3 separate regions of the Homo sapiens genome follow, and regions 1 and 3 are each linked to region 2. The links are chromatin loops, found by intact Hi-C in ENCODE. Cell type or tissue: heart left ventricle. All regions are shown on one strand. Region 1 overlaps SGCD (sarcoglycan delta). Region 2 overlaps SGCD (sarcoglycan delta). Region 3 overlaps SGCD (sarcoglycan delta).

What was found. Peaks named below come from ENCODE experiments on the same cell type or tissue, not always from the same donor. Only the 100,000 strongest peaks of a DNase experiment are listed, where the experiment ranks them.
Region 1: it touches region 2 in a loop (3-fold over the local background); 10 of 110 quality-filtered maps call a loop at or near these places.
Region 3: it touches region 2 in a loop (1.8-fold over the local background); 4 of 110 quality-filtered maps call a loop at or near these places.

Annotation. Positions count from the first base shown.
Region 1 is chr5:156,685,966-156,688,465 of GRCh38, reverse strand. The region is part of intron 7 of SGCD (sarcoglycan delta); the gene reads right to left. Among named protein-coding and RNA genes, the nearest start is that of PPP1R2B, 160 kb to the left of the region's middle. In heart left ventricle, no CTCF peak of the experiment used is centred here; no DNase peak of the experiment used is centred here; H3K27ac peaks cover 2,500 bases.
Region 2 is chr5:156,593,985-156,596,484 of GRCh38, reverse strand. It overlaps SGCD (sarcoglycan delta), which reads right to left. Exons shown (of 9, transcript NM_000337.6): 6 at 1,434-1,553. Among named protein-coding and RNA genes, the nearest start is that of PPP1R2B, 260 kb to the left of the region's middle. In heart left ventricle, a CTCF peak has its summit at 971; a DNase peak (open chromatin) is centred at 814; H3K27ac peaks cover 1,942 bases.
Region 3 is chr5:156,753,937-156,756,436 of GRCh38, reverse strand. The region is part of intron 7 of SGCD (sarcoglycan delta); the gene reads right to left. Among named protein-coding and RNA genes, the nearest start is that of PPP1R2B, 95 kb to the left of the region's middle. In heart left ventricle, no CTCF peak of the experiment used is centred here; no DNase peak of the experiment used is centred here.

The sequences.
Region 1 (2,500 bases), 92 kb before region 2:
GTTTACTATCAAAGACCCTTAAGTAAGAGGGCAGGTGGAGTAGCTGCTGCTTGGTTATTATGAAGATCAAATGAGCTAATATCTATGAAAGCCCATCATTATAAACAGTACTTGCTGTGAATAACCTAGTGGATAAATGCATTCAGATAAAATCCATTTGGTCACTCTTTCATTCAACGAATATTTAAATTCCAAATATTTATAGGTGTCAGCCACTATGCCAAAAATAGCAACTGGTTTAGAATAATTATTGGGAGGAGGGAGAGGATCAGGAAAAATAACTAAAGGATATTAGGCTTATTACCTGGGTGATCAAATAATCAGTACAACAAACCCCCGCGACACGAGTTTACCTAATAACAAACCTGCACATGTACCCCTGAAATTAGAAGTTAAAAACAATTATCAAGACAACTCAAAGCTGAAGTGTTCTGTAGTACACCTGGCTGTGCAGTGAGATAGTGGTGTGAGTACATCTGTTGGGGACATTGGGAAGGGCTGGGGTAGGTGTCAGAAAAATTTCTCATGCTTCCTAGAATAGCTGAATGTCTTTCCTCTGGTCACTAATGCTACGGTAGTGCATACCTGGGAATTAGGCTGGTAACGAACGATGGTTACCATCCATTCTCCCTCTACCAGCCAGCAACATGGTGATCAGCTTGGGAGAAGCAAGGCTGTTGTTCCCTGGCACTAAGTAAATGGCATGTTTTTCTTGTGCTGCAACCAGCATTGGGTTCATATCAGCACAGCTTGTCAGCAAATAGCAATTTATGACACAAGTTGATGCGGAGGGAAAGGAGGGTCAGTGAATGGAAGCGTTACACATTTTCCTGGCGGAGGCTGCCTGTTTTACCAAGTACATTATCTGCTGTCTTCTTCAATGTGCGGCTTTGATAACAGTAACATTTTGGGCCCATTCAAAGTTGAGGAAAGAGAGTCTCCGATAGCTATTCAGTTCAGTGACATAATGCCAACACAAGTTGAATTTTATGCCTTCAGTAAATAGCTCACCTCCCCTTTTCTTTTTGTTCTGTCTCATGATCCTTGCCAAGTGGTTTTCAGAGAGGAAAAGAAAATAACATGGAATGAAAAGATGGGAAGCAAGGAAAGCCTGTTTCACTTGAATGTGTCTTTTTAATTCTGCTGATTTTTAGACCGCCTCCATCCCAATCTGAGCCCCCCACATTTGTGCTGGGTGGGAAGAATGCATTAAGATTCTACAGTCCTGTTAAGAGCTACTGTTGTGTGGCTTGGTTTCCTGTAATTCTGTCCCTATGTTCCTCAGCCTCTAGCCTGCCCTGCCTTTTCTGCTTAATCTGTCTTCCCACTTTGTCACAGTGGTGTATTTCTATAAATCCATTATTTCTCTGCATGCCAGTTCCCAGGAGATTGTAGCATTGTCTGGTGCGGCATGAGCATATCTGGAGCTGCTGATTACTGAAGCAGGTGCCTCTGATGGATGGTCACTGTGCAAAGAGCTGCTTGGAGCATTGGATATCCTTGAAAAATGGGACTGCCCCCAGAGGGAATCAGACACGTTAATAAATCACAGCCACGGTTGTTAAATTCTGACAGTGGCTGACAACGGGAAAAGAAATGGTCAGTTTTAAGGACTGGCCCTGTGAAGTCCTTAAAGATCAAATTCTCTTGTAGCTTTGGCTTTGCCTATAGAATTTCTAAAACAAAGCTGATCAGAGATTCAAGCAGAGCTGTCCCCGGTTACTCAAAGGAGTTACTCAAATTGGTTACCTCGAAGCACCTTGCTTAAATCATTTGATGGATCTAAAGGAAATTTAATAATCAGCTGCTGCTTTGTCCCCTAGACACTTACAAACCTGTCAGCATCTGAGTAAGCTTTGTATCAAGTACTATGGCTGTTCTGTGTTCAGCAGGGATTCTGTTCAAGGATGAAGACAGCTGGGACCCATGGTGTGCAAGATACTAGCCTGCCTAGAGAGACTATCCATCAGGGTTCTACTGCTAAATGAGACAGTGTTTGTGCTAATCACAAAGCAACCTTGGCTTCTACCAGGGCTGGAGGGCAAAGGAGGAAAAAGGTAGGAGAACAGTGGCTTTGCAGATTACCATAGTCCTGACATTTTCTGGGTACATGCCTTATGGAGAGGCCCAGAGACGAAATGACCATGTGAGGAGCAGGCTAACCTAGGGGTCTTTAGATTTATGCAAACCTGAATTCGAATGGCAGCTGAGCCATTTACATGCAATATGACCTTGGATTAATAAATTCTATAACCCCTCTAGGCCTTCGTTTCCTCATCAATGAAATGGGGATAAAAACAGAACCTACCTCATAGAACTGTTTTGAAGATTAAATAGATGTAAAGTGTTTTACACATTGTTCAATACATAGTAGCTGCTATTCTTAGTAATTCATGGAAGAGTAAAATTCTTTCAAAAGTGTTTTTTAAAAACTTTTATTTTAGGTTCAGAGGTATATGTGCAAGTTTGTTATTTAAGTAAACTCACGATAAGTCTAGTA
Region 2 (2,500 bases):
GACACTTAGTATTTTAGCCAACTCAGTACTTTACATAGATGATTTCATTCAATCTTTTTAGCAGTCTCAGAAGATAGATACTTCTATTATACCAATTTTATAAACAGGTAAGCAAGCAGGCACAGAGAGATTAGATACTTTGCTTAAGGTTACACAGCTAGCAAAGGATAGAAATTGGGTTAAAAACAGGCTAATTCTAGAGCCTGAGATTTTAATCACTATGCTACAGTGAATCTCAGGGAGCTAAAGAAGGAAAAGTAGAATTAGCATTAATAGTAATAGTAGTATAAGTAGTAACAGCAGCAGCAGCACCTACTGTTGACTGAGCACTATTTTGTGCTAGGGGCTCTGATAAGTGGATGTAACAGAGTCTCATTTAACCTTAGGGACAACTCAAGATGGGAGATGTTCTTAGCCTTATTGAGCAGAAAAGGAAACTGGCTCAGTGATGCCAGCAACTTGCCCAAAGTCACAAAACTAGTGGGTGACAGCAGGAATTAAAAACCCGGTCAGCTGGAGTTCTAGGATCCTTAAATCACCATGCTAGATCATTTCAGCATACAGCCATAAAAGATTCATTTGCTATGTGCTCAAATTCAATAATTCCAACAGTGGGATCATAGAAATTTCTGCAAATATTTTTAATAACGAATTCTCAGTGTTTTCACCATAGCTTCTAATTCAGTAAATCAGAGTTGGAACTATGAACCTAAACCCTTCCAAAGTTTCCTAGATGATTCTTCAGTTGCAACCAGGTTTAGGAATCACTGCATCATGTATGCAAGTCTGGAATGCGTCAAGCACGCCTGCCAGTCTGTGAGTACAGGATGTTCTAAATGAGACTTCTTTGGATGAGCACTCATTTTCACACAAAGCTCAGTGTTGAAAGATGTGCCAAAAAGACTTGACAGCTTGAGAAATTTCCACTAGGGGACCAGACTCAGGGAGGTTCAACTGCCTTGCTTTAAAAGAATCCAGGAAACTGGCCTAAATCACTCTTCTAGACACCATTTGTCTTAGTCAGTTCAGGCTGCTGTAACAAAGTACCATAGCCTGGGTGGCTTATAAACAACAGAAATTGATTTCTCACAGTTCTGGAGGCTTAAAGTCTGAGATCAGATACGAGCCTGGTCAGGTTCTGGTGAGGCTCCTATTCCAGGTTGCAGACTGCTGACTTCTTGTACCCTCTCATGTCAGAGAGGGATCTCTGGTCTTCTCATCCCCTTGGAAGGACACTAATCCCATTCATGAGGGCTCAACCCTCATGACTTAATTACCCCTCAAGGCTCCACCTCCTAATACCATTATCTTGGGAGTTAGGATTTCGATATATGAATTTTGGGAGGACATATCCTGTTCATAACACCATTTTGCTTCTCCTCTAAAATGTACACAGTAGCATCAAACAAGTTAAATGATTCAAGTTTCCTTACCTAAAACTCGTAATCTTTCAGCTCCTACTACCACTTCATTATTGTCTGCAGAGAAGAGCAATTTTCCAGAAACAGTTTTTACCTCAAATTTTTTACCATAAGCTTCTACGGCTTTTGGACCTGAGAGATATAGAGAGATAGAGAGATAGAGAGGAGAGAGGAGAGAGAGAGAGAGAAAACACCATTAGTCTCATCGCTTTGACTACAAAAAGCTTTTCATAGAACACACATATCTAACAAGATTGTATGAGACTTCAATGTTCAGTGGACTGGTTTTCAAAAGCTGACCATGAAAATCAGTCTCATGACTTTAGCCAGGTCTTGTCAATTACTTTTAGTAATATATTCTTGGGCTATAATTTTGAAGACCAGCAAGCCCTTCCTCCAAACTAATCCTTGACTGTGATTTCCCTCAGCTAACCACCAAATTGCTGTCAAATAGTTGTGGATTTTTGCTTGCATTTCTCAAGGCACCAGAGGCTCAACACTTCTCGAGACAATCACATATCTTTGGCCCTCCCTAATTATCAGAAAGAGCTTTTTAAAATTCAGCTGAAATGTGTTTAACTTTGTACCCTTAACCCACTGGCTGCATTTGACACCAAGAGAAATTTATTTCCTTAGTATACAGATCATTTCATAGCAGAAATGGTTACTGTAATTAATTGCCTTAGAAGTTGTTCAATCTTTTATATTAGGATTTTGTTCAGTGAAAACTAAATTTAGATAGTTTATCAGATGACAACAGATGCTGTTCTTGAATGTGGAGCTGTAATACTGCACAAGGAAATCAAGCCCGATTCCATAGCATCTATATTCTGATGGAGACACACCAATATACATTTAAAATTTTATTATTAAACCAGAAAACTGCAGAAAGATTTAGGTACCATGGAAAAAGTAAACCAGGTTGATGAGCTAGAATTTCTAAAAGAAGAAAGCATTCCAATCTATCTGAGCTGGATCTACTGGATCTACCTGAATACCTAAATTTCATGGGGTTCTCAAAAGCTGGTCTACAGAAACACACAGGAATAATCCAGGAGTATAATCATTCTCACTGAACC
Region 3 (2,500 bases), 160 kb before region 2:
TCCTGAGTAGCTGGGTATGTGCCACCACGGGCAGCTAATTTTTAAATTTTTTGTAGAGATAGCGTCTTGCTATGTTTGCCCAGGCTGGTCTCAAATTCCTGGGCTCAAGTGATCTTCTCTCTTTGGCCTTTCAAAGTGCTGGGATTACAAGCGTGAACCATCATACCCAATTGATTTTAATACTATTACCAGATAGGAATGTATGAAGATCCTCCTCTCTGTTACAAAGAAAGTATCCTAACGTAGGAACGGAGACCTCAGCAATGGTTCTCAAAACACTCTGATCCAGACCAATTTCCTGAATTTAATTTCAGTGCTTCTAACTTTCAGACACCTTAAACATGTTAAAAAGGAACCTCATTCTCCTTGCCCACTATTGATTCTTTGTTCTGTTTTTGCCACTGCCTCTGAGTAGGGTAAAGCCTCTTGGGCCTCAGTAAGTGGCAAACAGAGCAAGCTGACCAGTAAGATCCACTACGGAGCAACCCCCAGCCACATTGCACAAATGCCAAGAGAGAGCTCATCCACATTTTTCAGGTCTAGGTTCCTGAGGATTGCTTCCAGGCAGCAGCCTTCTCCCTTGAATTGTCCCCCCCTACAATGACTCAACTAAAATCATCAAGAGAAGCAATAGTCCTGGAGTACTTACGAAAGGATTGGCCTGAGTTTCTATGTAAATAATTTTTTCTTCTGTGGTCTCACCCCTTTGGGTGTGGCAAAAATCCTCCACTCCCCACCTCCCCTCCTCTTAAGACCTTCACCAGGTTGTGCTGAACCAGGTGCAGTTCTGCCCATTATTGTGGTTCATCTCATTTGCATTTGGTTTGATAATGTCAGTGCAACAGGGAGAGGGACTCAGTAGCAGGACAACAGAAAGTGATGTCTGTGCAGTACGGCCTGGTCTAGAACCTTAATCCAACTAACTGGAGCTGCCCCTGTGCTCTTGACTCCCTCTCACTTTTGAGATATGAAGATGGTTTTTTTTGCCATTCTCTGTGTTTTCTCTCCTATACAGTCTGATTGATGCACACAGTTTATCCTAAGTTTTCTAACTGCTTCTGTTTCCACTAATGTCGATACCTTTCTCCTTGTAGGATGAGTTTGTGCTTTTACTATACTTCCTGCTCACCTCTTACCAGTGTCACTGCCATCATCCCCCTTGCCAAGGTGAGAGTCCTCCTGTCATCTTTTCTCTTTCTTCCTTCTTCCCTCAGTTAACACGTCTTTTAACTCAGAACTTCTCCGTTTTCAGAATCAAGCCATGGAGTGGCCACTAAATGACCATGGACAAATCTTTCTTCCTTTCCCTCCTCTTTTCTTCCTAAAATTTCTTAGAAGCATTCTCAAATGTGAGCATGAGAATCACCAGGAGGGGGTTATGAAAGGGTTGCCTGTAACCCGGACTATTGTAACTGTGTCTCAAGTTTTGTCTCTAGTTTTTCCTTTTTCCCAATGAACTTCACACAAAAATATATCTTCCCGAAATAAGTTTTGAATATGTTACTTATCAAAACTTGTAGAATATGTTCTACAATTTCCTTAGAAGAGATCTGAACTCCATTTAGAATTTGTTCTGATCTGTTTTGCTGGTCTTATTTCTTGCCTTAAACATCAGCTATGTGTTATTGGGGGGTTTGTTACTAGGTGGTGACACTGCTAATGTGTTATCTCATTTAATCCTCACCAAAACCTATCAATCTGGTGTTTCTATAGTCCTGATTATACAAACAAGGAATCTATGGTACAGTGACTTGCTCATGGTTATACTCCTAGTAAAATGGCAGAGCCAAGATTTGAATTCAATTTAGTGGACTCCAAAGCTAATATTTGTTTATACCATATTAGTTCCAGAATAACTGTATTTCTTTCCATCTATTGTATCTTTACCCCTATTTTCTGTAATCCTTTCTTCAAGAAGTTAATGCTTAAATTTCTAAAACCAATCTATGTAAACAATAGTGAGGTAATAGTAGTATATATGGCTGGGTGATGCATACTTCATGGTTATACAGTATTTCTTATAACTTATTTAAACGGTCTACTTCAGCAATATCAAATTTAGGATATTTGGAATGTGTTCAAACTTGGTACATAGAGTTCAAAGTGAATGATTCAATATAAACAGAATAGTTTGGTGAAAAAGAAAGCTTGAAATAGAAAAAAAGTATGGAGCTTACAGAGCTTTATCAGATGCAGGACTGGCATTTCAGACAGGCATTAGAATTCGCTTTATTCTTGCCCACTGCCTAGGCCTCTGAGATTAGCAGGAGGGACCCAGGCCGGAGAGGTAGACTCAGAAATGACTCCTGCCTTTCCCCACATCTCAGCCATGAAAGAACCAGGGTGGTGAGAAAGGGCACTACTCTGAAAGTGTCCTATTGTGAAAGGCTGCAACAAAATAGAGATGATGATTTCCTGGAAGCAGTGACAAAAAAGGTAACTGGCTTTCTGTTTTACAGCCCAGCTTAATGTCCTTTGATGTTCAAGCAGACTTAACAGA